Linked DNA regions of Mus musculus: region 2 is linked to region 1. Evidence: chromatin loops called from intact Hi-C (ENCODE). Cell type or tissue: gastrocnemius. All regions are shown on one strand. Links, peaks and the distances in the headings refer to the core of each region. The heading gives the core; the rest is flanking DNA. Region 1 has its middle 8.8 kb from the start of Gm26272. Region 2 holds the start of Tbcel (tubulin folding cofactor E-like).

Region 1 (5,378 bases), core at 147-5,146:
GTCTTCTTGACCCCCACTTCCACAGCACTGGGTGTCAGGGCCAGGCAGCCATTCCTGGCCTTTTGACTGGGGATTTGAACCTAGGTCCTCATGCTTGAGCAGCAAGCACTCCCACCCACTGAGTCATCCCTCCAGCAGCCCTTGTTATTTTTGTTGCTTCGGCCATACCGGAGCACCTCTGAATGCTGCTTTCTGGTGACTCTGGCTAATGTACACGTTTTATTGTAAGAAATTCCAAATCACCATATTTTCAGTCCTCTCATTTCACACTCCTTACAAAATTTGGAAAACCCTCCGACGGTTGAATTAGAAGACCTCATCCTGACACAGCTGATTGGTTTCCTTGGTTTTGATGAGTCCTGGTGCCTTTTGGAGGGTCTAGAAAGAATGCTAAATTTTGTTGAATCAGTGTTTTTTAAATTATAACGCTGAAATTACAGTACAGTTCTTATGGTCATGATGATCTGAAACAGCCTATTAAAATCAAAAATATTTTGAGGTGTGTGGTGGCGATCTATCTCCCTGTGATGGAGGCAGCCTCTGCTCTGGGGACAATATGCTTGCTCAGCATGCTCTTAAATTAGTGGTCGTCGTTGGATAAGTTGTTCACTGAGGACCGAGGCGGTGCTGAAGGTACCTGTGCTGAGGCTTCTTGCCCTCTATTAATTTAGTTTTCTGAATAAAAATTAATGAACAAAAGTGGTTTTCTATAAAAAAAACAAACAGGTTAAAACTACTACTAGAGCATGCTAGCCTGTGGGAGACATGCCTTAAACTCTAAAATCTGCGTGGGCCAAGATACTGCTTACCCTTCATTAATACTCAGGGTGTCACTGCTCTTCTCTCTTGTCAGTTCCAAGTAAGCATTTAGAATATGGAACTTTTCTTTTTAAACAGGCGATTTGTGTCTGTGTTACTCACAGTCCTTCCCCCCACCCCCCATTTTGTGCTGTGAATAGTCTTATATGACACCCAGGCGCCTCCACGTTTAACGCTGAATCATTTTCCCCTTGTCAAGTCGGTTTGCCAAATTGCTTTTCGATCATGACTCTTCCTCCACGTGGTGGACTCCCCGCTCCGCAGGAATGCGGGTATACCTTCCTCCACGTGGTGGACTCCCCGCTCCGCACGAATGCGAATGCGGGTATACCTTCCTCCATGTCGCGGACTCCCCGCTCCGCATGGATATGGCTATACCTTCCTAACAGTATGTTGCACGTCACACTGCGAAGATGCACGGTAAACGAGAGCGAATGAACACTAGTGACCACCACGGGTCCACATAATAAGACATAAAGCACACAGAGGACCACTGTGAATCCTGAGTTATAAATGTTTATGGAAGGTATGGTTTGAATGTGAAATGTCCACCCTCCATTGCTTAACCCCCTGGTCCCCAGCCGGTGGCGCTGTTTGGAGAGGCTGTGGAACCTTGGGGACTGTAGCCTAGCTACTGGCAGTTGGTTGTCCTCATTGGGCTAGGAAAGGGATGTCTGTTCCAGGTTCCAGAGAGAGTGTTCTACTTTCTAGCTAGCCATGAGGTACATGAACTATAAAACAAGATCTAGAGGTCATAGAGCGAGCTACCTCATGCCTTCCTTGCTGTGAGGCACTGTAGCACTTAAAACTCTGAGCCAAAATACATCCTTTCTTCCTTAAGTTACTGTGTCAAGTAATCTGTCGTGACAATAAGATAAAGAGCCAATATAGTAACAAGAGGATACCACTGGGAACTATGTCTTTTCTGCCTTGGGCTAAGACATAACCTAGAAGCAAAATTCTACATGACTATAAGGGTTTTGTTTGTTTGTTTTGTTTTGTTTTTAAGAAACTTTAGTAATTTGTGTAGACTCAAGTATTTGCAAGCCCCGAGGCAATTAAATATGTTACTTTCTTCAATAAAATGTTTGTATCCCAATTAAAATAGAACAACATAGTTGGAATTTTTTTGTACACTGAATTATTGCATAAAGAAATTTAAGAGTTAGGAAGAAGCCAAGAACTCTGGATTCCTGCTTATTAAAATATTGCTCCCATTTAAACACTTCTCATTAGGAATTGATCATTATTGAATAAATATACATGAAAATCCCCCATACATATATACAAGACGGTTTGTGCTTTTCCTTAGCACTTGATGCTGTTTATCCTTTAAGTTCAATTTAACACTTCTGTAATGTCTCCTCCAACGTGCAACATGATTCAAAGCCAAACAATATTAAATACAGTGAGAAAGCATTGGTTATGGAGGATGCTACATTTGCATAATGTATTGCAATTTCATCTAATGGGAGGATATCTTAGTTCTCCAAATATTTCACAATGGATATTTTATGTTAACAAAACAACAGCTAACCTAGAGGCGATGTGCAAACAGCAGCACGCAACCAAATGTACAGTGAATATAATCTCTCCATTTGTTTTCTCAGTATACAGAATTTGATTGTCGAGTTCTTCCTGGAATGATGGCCCTTTTGTGTTTTTATTTCTATCTATAGACATTGAGATCTGTCCCTCTGCCATGGCAGTGTTTTCTTAGGAGGGAGCCATATTTCAGTGAGCATAATTAAACCATCACCAACAGAACCTTCCATTAGTCAGAGCAGAGAGCTACTGCTCTTGCTTGGTGGATACACATCAGAGGAGTTTGCATTCTGCGTCGGGGGAAAGGCCAGTAAATATTTCATGAGCTCGTCTCGATTGGATTGTTTATTTCACAACATTTAAAAGAGATACTTAATTTTTCTCAGTAGCTATTTTTTGTCATCGAGTTAGAGAAATAGATATTAAGGACAAAATTTGCATGGGACGCCCAAAGCTGGTATTTTCTCGGAGCGAGGCTTACTGTGCGCATAAAAATAAATCTTACGGTGTTCTTTAGAAGATGCCCTTGGCATCTCCTGTGTTTTCTAAAGCTATATTCTGGTAATGTTCTGTAGCTAAGGTGTGGGGAGGCGGGGATTGTAATTTGATTGCTGTGGTTTCATATAATTCAGGTTTCACGCTATATTAAAAATGGACACTAGAGGGTGCTCTTTGATTTTCTTTTTCTCTGGCCTGGCAGCCGATGTCGGTACACCCAAGCCCTGAAAATTTCCCCAGTGTTCTAAGCAGGACAAAATCGCAGTGATGCATGCGGTGCGGAGACACCCTGAGGTTTGGAAGAGAGTCAGAGGGGTTCTAACAGGGGTAGCTTCTTAATTAATTCAGAATTAGTAAGAAGCAATGCTTTGTATCCCAGCCCTGGTGGCTGTTATCTTTTGATAATTACTTAATTCCTTTGGTTGCAAGGAATTTTATTAGATTTCAAGCTCTTGTTAAATGTCAAACGATTCTAAAAATAGTTGGAATATTAGACTATGTTAAATAATTGGTGCTCTTAAGCTCTGCCGTGAGGATTTTGAGTAAAGCACACACCTAGCACTGGTTAAGAAACCAATTATAGAATTCCCAACTGTCACAAATAGCAGCTCCCTGCTCCCCGATGTCTCCCTGGGTACTGAATACCATCAAGGCTGCTTTGTTTTCTCCTTTCTGCCCTTTGCTGACCAGACTCTTTCCCTCTTCCCTGTTTGAGTACAAACAATTATCTTTTCTGTTTGCTGGTTTGCGGTAGGGTCTCACACAGCCTGGAATGGCTTTGAACACCTTAGGTTACAGAACCCAGCTTTGAACTCCTGACTCCCCTGCCTCCACTTCCCAGGGATTAGGACACTAGGGATGTACCTCCATTTCCGGCGTCAGAGGTATCTTAAACTCTCGCGTGGCTATGTTTAACAAGTGTCATTTTCGAACATAAGAAAGAATCTTTGAGGGTCAGCAGGATGGCTCAGTTGGTAAAGGCTGTCAAGCCAATTACTGAATTTGATTCCTGGAACTCCAAAGGTTGAAGAAGAGACTCCATGGGCACAGGTTGTCCTCTGATCCACATGGACAGGTGAGGACACGTGGGCAAGTAAATGAATATAAGACAGAAACCTAAAGAATCTTTCTAGAAAAGTGTATGTTCCCATTTTACAGGGAAGAAAACAAAGGGGGCAGTATTGAGGGCGTTCAAGAGTCACACTTGGGGCAGAGGATTGGAAGAGTCAGGGCTGGATCCTGGTTTTTCTGTCTTTAGAGAAACAGGCTAAAGGGCCTGCCTGTGCTGTCATTTGTGAGGGAGTATTTCTCAACTCAGAGAGACATGCTTGCCTTGAAGACAGCTTGAAAGCCATTGCTGCTGGTTTCCAGTCTCCCTTACAGGCTCAGGGCAGGTTTCCAACTTATGGGGCCTCTGAAAGTTAGTTGATGGCCATGAGACTTGTGCTAGCCAATGGAATGGGAACGGCAACAAGGAGACTTCCAGGCAGAGAAGTGACAGAGGCAGAGCTGTGGGAGGGGCCCGAGCTGCTTGTACTCATTCCTTAAAGCCGCGCACTCAACTGGCGGCATTAAAAAATAGTGACGACACCATCAATCTCCTTTCCAGGAGACCAGCGAACGGCAGAGTCCACAGACATGAACAAGAAGCAAGTCTGTGCGGCTTAAGCCTTCGAGACCTCGGGGTCTCAAACTGTGTCTCCATAGTGTGGCTTACTGCAATGGCATACAAGTGAAGGACGTCAGACACATGAGAAAGCCAAATGCCAGTGGCAAAAACGTGGCCAAAGGACCAATTCATTTTATGTTCTGTATGTATGATGACACGCATGTATCTATGTGTGGTCACATACATATGATCACATATGTGTGTGCACCTTTGTGTGCAGGCACTGGAGGCCCGGAGTTGATGTCACGTGTCCTTGTATCACTCTCCTAATGACATTGTTATGAGAATGAATAAAGATAGATTGCTAAGTAATATTTACTGGGTGTTTTTGTTCAAGCTTTATCTAAGAAACTCAATGAGGCATTACTGTGCTTGACCCATCTGATTGGGAAGCCCCAGGCTTCTCTGGGGTGAATGAAGGAGACACAACAGCTTGTCTGAGTCCTCTGCTCTCAAGGAGCCAGGAGTAAACAGAATACACAGCCACCATTGGTTTCTGTCCCAGCAAGGATGAGTGTTGAGAATTAGCCCCTATTGGTAATTTTGAAGTTTTCATCCACATTCAATATTGTCCCCAGTGACCCTAAGGTGTCCAAGCTGAAGCACACATTTCCTACCTTCATCTGTCCCCAGCCCTCTTTTAGCTCCTAGGCACATGCAAATGCTCTAAGCTGCTAGGACTTTCTGGTTCTCCCAACAGGGTCAGTTCAGGGGCAGCCTCTGCCTCTACCTCACTTCCTCAGCTCAGTGGCAGAGAGATGTGGGTGCTTTCACAGGTAAAATGGCAGCCGTTGTTGGGGGCCCAGGTAAAAAGAAGCTGTGGGTTTCTGTTTAGTTTTTCCAGAGT
Region 2 (5,378 bases), core at 184-5,183, 150 kb after region 1:
CAAGAGTCTTGAAATGAATGAGAGTCCTCCCTAGCGATCCCAACATCTACTACAAAACATTCTTTAAAACATGGAATATTTAGCTTCTCGGAGACACAATGGTTCACACATGCCAACTCAATCCCCTTCAGCAGCAGCCACACCACAAGCCAACAACAAAGGCAGGGGCCTATTTTATAAAGATGCCTGATGGTGCCCTGTGCTGATGGCACCGTGCTGCACCCATTGAAGACGGGCTACGCTGAAGACGTTTAACTTGGTCAAGTTTTCCCAGACGAGCGTGCCTCTAAACTCCATTTTCATCCACATCAAAAAATAAGACTGTTACGAACTGTCTCATGTATACATCCTGTCATTGGTTACTGAAATGAGGTAACATCCTATGACATGCCACGTCCCCGCAGCAACAGGCTTTGTGACAACTTTCAAAGGAAGCGGCGACATATGAAGGGCCCTTGCTTCATTCACTGACACCTACCAATGGCTAGTAAGAATTCACACTGTTTCTCTAAGGATTTCCTCTAGCTTGTGTGGATGTGCATGTGTGTTTGTGGAGGTGCACGCGTGTGTATGAAGGCCAACCGGAGCTCACGGGTTCAGCCCCTGCGATCTTGCTGTCCTGACTCCCCAGTGTTGAGATGACAAGTGTGTCACTGTACCCAGCTTTTCTAGGAGGGTGGTGGGAATCACAGGCCTTCATGCTTGCATGGCAAGCCATTTACCTACTGAGCTACCCCCAGCCCTTCATCTATGTCGTAAACACGGGAAAAGTATCTTCATGTGAGAAATTTAGGTGTTATCTCGCTGAAGGTCGAGCTTACATTTATGATTAAGTTTCTTCCATATCCCAACACATGAATTTTACTTATATCCTTATGCAGACAGCAAATCCCCCATCTAAAAACTACTCAAGACCTTGAAGTGGGATCAAACAGCAGAAAGGTAAATCCGTGTTTCCTCTCTTTAAAAAAAAAAACTTTATTTTTATGTGTAGGTGTGTATGTAGGTGTCATCTGTGGGAGTATACGTCACAGGTGTACAGGTACCCAGAGGCCAGAAGAAGGTTATGGGTCCCCTCGGAGCTGGAGCCACAGGCAGAGTACATGCAGAGTCCCCTGACATTGAGTGCTGGGAGCTAAGCTCTGGTCCTCTGGAAGAGCAGGTGCTCATTAACTGCTGAGCCATCGCTTCAGCCCCACAGGTCGGCCAGTGTAAAAAATATGGGACCTGTGAAATCGAATGTCTGTTACGTATAACTAAGACTGCTGTATTTCCCAGGCATGGCAAAAGACAGAGAAAAATCAAGATGAACTTGTGCCCAAGTGCATCAAAACTTAGCCCAATGGTAGGTACTTCAGGAAATGGGTCAAGCACATTATACTATCACTGAAGTCCACTGAACATTATAGTCCACTGAAGCATGAAGCTGCCCCTACAAAGTGCATAGGATGCACTTGCCCTCCAGAAGCTAACAACATATTATACGCTGACTAACCAAAAAAAAAAAAAAATTGCCTAAAGATGCCATTTTCCCAACCACAAATTGTGACCTACGAATCGATTTGCTGGAATTCAGTCAGCATGTTTTCTTTCTAATGACAGAAAATAGAACATAACAGAAATAAGCAGACGGTACCTAACAAGGGTAGGCGCGGCTCTGTGAAGCCAGACATGGTGCCTCACATCTTTAAGCTCAGCACTGGAGAGGCTGGGACAGAAAGAATACAGAGAGTAGCAGGCCAGCCTGGGCTACCCAGTGAGGTCAAGGCCAAGAGAATCTGTATCATAAAGCCACTACTTTGTAAAAACCTTTCATTCGTGTGTGTGTGTGTGTGTGTGTGTGTATAGGTGCACAAACTAAATCATAATGCCCTTATCAGTGTGAGGTTTTTGCTTTTTTCCTTAAGTTAGAGCTATGGTTAAAGCCAAAGGACCCAGGCTGACTAAACATCCTTAATCCAGTTCTCTGCTCAAGACGAGCCTATGAGATCCTATCAAGAGCTACAGAGACAGAATACAAAAGGGGCAAGCCTAACCAAGCCTGCTTTGGGCCCCAGGGCCTCCCCCATCTTCCCCCCAAACAGTTTGCTCAAGCACTCTTCGCTCAAGATGGAACCACTGAAATCTATTCAAGAGTTTCTTGATACACAGGCAAAGGCTATACAAAAGCAGAGAGAAGGACAAGTCCCAGCCAAGCTTTTAGCTGGCCTTGAGGTCCTGCCAGTTTCCTTAACAGCCCTAAGGCGGAGCCTACAAACTCCTGTAGCTAAGCAACCTTGGAGTGGGGCTCCTCCTTCCTCCACTGACTGTCAACAGTTCAACTCCTCCAATCAACTTTTCCTCAACTACAACTTCTGCAATTGCTGCCTGTGTCCCTAAGGAGGACGAATCCTCTTCCCTTCTCCAAATCCCAGACTGTCTTCCTAGTAGTTCCAGAAGCCTGTACTCTATTCAGTTTATCACAGATCATTTCGCACCATTACCAAGAAGCTAGGATGGAGTCTCCTGGCAGCCCCCAATCTTAATACGGCTTGGTGCAAAAACATGCTCCCCAAATTCCTAGCAAACTACAAGCTTTAAGCAGTCCAGGAAGGGACAGGCTTAGTGATCCAGGAGTTACAGGGACAGCTGCTCTTTCCCACTAAGATACCAAATCTTACAGATGGGGATACACCCCGAGGACTTGACACGTCCAGTTGTTTTCATCATTTTCCTGATTCAGTGATTCAAAGCTAAGTTTCCCACCCAGGGAGCCGCTTCCATACCCCAGGCCTCAAGGAGGCTGGGAGCATCTGGCTTGCTGCCGCTGTCCAGCCTTCTGCCCTCCATCAGTGCGCCGTCCTCCCAGGATCCCAGGCTTGGCCTCCTACCCCCACAGGTGGAGCATGCCTCGGGCCTCCGGCCCCGGAGGAGGAGCAGCGGCCGGGCTACACTCACCCCTCGGCCCGGGAGGCGGCGGCTCCTCGGGCTGCGCCTCCGCCCGCCCGGCCACCGCGTCGCCGCTCGGCTTCCGGCCTGCTCCAGGCCGGCCCCGGACCGGCTCCACTTCACCTCGACCCCTTCTCCGGCCGCCAGAGCCCAGTGTCCTGCATTGACCCGGAAGCAGCTTTCCGGGGACCCCAACAACAACACGTGACCCCGCCGCACGTGTCACGTCCGCTGCGTGATTGGGAGGGGCCAGAGGAGACGAGCCTCTCAGAGCGAGCTGCGGTTGCCATGGCAACCGGGAATGGTGGCATTCACCTAGAGTGGATCAGAATTACACCCCATCTGCTTGCTTTTCTTACCAGTGCAGCAGGGGAGCAACCAACCACAGGTCCAAAGACCGATCACCTACAAGAGAAGCATCCTTGGAGAAAGGAGCCCTGGACGAACGTGTCCAAACACACCTGCAATCTTGGCCTGACTCAGTGTAACCCTACTTGTGATCACTACCTGTCTTTGACTTCACAGGCCTCATCTATAAAATGTCCTGTACGATCTCTATACTTCATATACATCTAGGCGTAGGGGACAGTTTGACCTTCGTTCTGTGCCCCCTCTAGTCCCGAGGCACCTGAAGCTCCCAAACACTAACAATTTACAATTTTCACCTATTGTGTGTGCTTTACAGCCATAGCCAATAAATACATGAGATTAAAAAGAAAGAAAGAAAGAAAGAAAGGAAAAAAGGAAGGAAGAAAGAAGAGAAAAGAAAAGAAAGGAAAGGAAAGGAAAAGAAAAGAAAAGAAAAGAAAAGAAAAGAAAAACACACAAAACATAACCCACAAACCTCCTAAAGGACATATTTTGTAGAATTGAAAATTGAAGTTTGGGGAGTCAAATGATCTGCTCATGACCACCTACTTAGCCAAAATGACATGGCTGAGACTTGAAACCAGGTCAGGCTGGCTCCAAAGAAAATATGCTTCACACCAGGCCACGCATAGCCCCGGCTCCGAAGCCTCACACTTGGCTGTTAGGTTGTTTGCTTTTGTGCCCACGGAATAGAGATGGTGCAGGCTGATCCCGAGGAGGAACCAGCCATGCACAGATATGTGAATGGAAAGTCTAGGAGTTGAGGAGAGTTCCATGCCCAGTGTCAATCTGTGTGTGTCCAGGAGGATGTGGGGGTTGCCACAAACATGCACATGTGTATACTGGCTCCCAGAAAGAGGAAAACAAAAATTCTTACCAACCTCAGGCCCTGGGGACTTCAATTGATTCTTCTGTCTTGTCCCATAGGCAGGACTTAGGCTGGAGAGAGACTTGAGAAGGACCTGGTTAAGAAACACGTTCTGAGGTCTATGGGTCAGGCAGTGGCTTAGAGTACTCTTACGCGATTGCCTCCTGCCCAGAAAAGCACTTTGCTGACACCTTAGGAGGGACTAGAGATATTGGCAGGACCACAGCTAAAAGGAGCCTCAGTGGGAAGGACATGCAGAGCAGAGGAACTGGAAGCAGAGGAGGAAGGACAGGGACAGGGGGCTTCCCTCTGGAGGGTTTGCTCACATACTAGGGGGAAATAAGAGCTGTAAGTCATTACTACTAACAAATACTGTTGCTATGGATAGAAACACACACATAGACATTGAATGCAAGAGTCTCTTTAGAAAACAAACTCAGAGATGAATGTTTCTATCCGTCTCTTGTTGATCTCCCTGTGGCAGCTAGAGTCCTCTTCCTAAAACTTGAATCAGACTGCATCACTCGATGGGGCTGACCCTGAGACTCCCAGGGGCTCCTCTTCACCTCAGGATGAACCTGCAGCCAACAACATGCTTCTTGGAGTTTCCTTCAATGGGCCGAATTTCCCAGCCTCATCTCTTACCTGTCTCCTGTTACTCTACAGCCATGCCATTCAGTCTGCTAGCTGCTAGCTATGTGCTGTTATTTAATTTTGTTTTCATTGAAATCAGGGAGTTGGGGAGTTGGAAGTGTATCTAGGTTGTTAGAGTGCTTGGTCAGCACACAGTGAGCACAGGATTAACCAGCACACCTGGGTTATGTGGTGCTGCACAGCTGCATACCAGCAACGGAGAGGCTGGAGCCGGAGGAGCCGGCGTTTGAGGCTTCCCAGAGTGAATTCGAAGCCAGCCTGGGTGGCATGACATACTGTCTCAAGAAAACAAAATATAAATAAAATGAAGGGCTAAGGATGTGGATCCTTTGTAAATCCTTTGCCATGCTGTCCAAGGCTCTGGTGGATTCTCAGACGGATGGACAGACACACACACCACAACTTAAGTCAAACCGAGGTTTCCTCAGTCACGTAATACTGGTATCACTTGGAGTGTTATCTCTTACCGCTACTGGCTGCCATATGGAACGGTTCACATCTAGTATCTCTTACCACCACAGAACCTTCTAGTGGGCAGTGACTCCCTAGCAAATCTCCA

What was found. Peaks named below come from ENCODE experiments on the same cell type or tissue, not always from the same donor. Only the 100,000 strongest peaks of a DNase experiment are listed, where the experiment ranks them.
Region 2: a loop joins it to region 1, with 3 times the contacts of the local background. A loop is called at or near these places in 1 of 42 quality-filtered maps.

Annotation. Positions count from the first base shown.
Region 1 is chr9:42,323,814-42,329,191 of GRCm38, forward strand. No RefSeq gene overlaps it. Among named protein-coding and RNA genes, the nearest start is that of Gm26272, 8.8 kb to the left of the region's middle. In gastrocnemius, for the core only: CTCF peaks have their summits at 1,388 (motif pointing right) and 3,018 (motif pointing right); a DNase peak (open chromatin) is centred at 3,097; H3K4me3 peaks cover 374 bases.
Region 2 is chr9:42,469,129-42,474,506 of GRCm38, forward strand. Tbcel (tubulin folding cofactor E-like) reads right to left here and starts at 3,110. Exons shown (of 8, transcript NM_173038.5): 1 at 2,938-3,110. It overlaps Gm16322 (a long non-coding RNA gene), which reads left to right. Exons shown (of 8, transcript XR_001779127.2): 1 at 1-942. In gastrocnemius, for the core only: no CTCF peak of the experiment used is centred there; DNase peaks (open chromatin) are centred at 2,222 and 3,169; H3K4me3 peaks cover 1,926 bases; H3K27ac peaks cover 1,632 bases.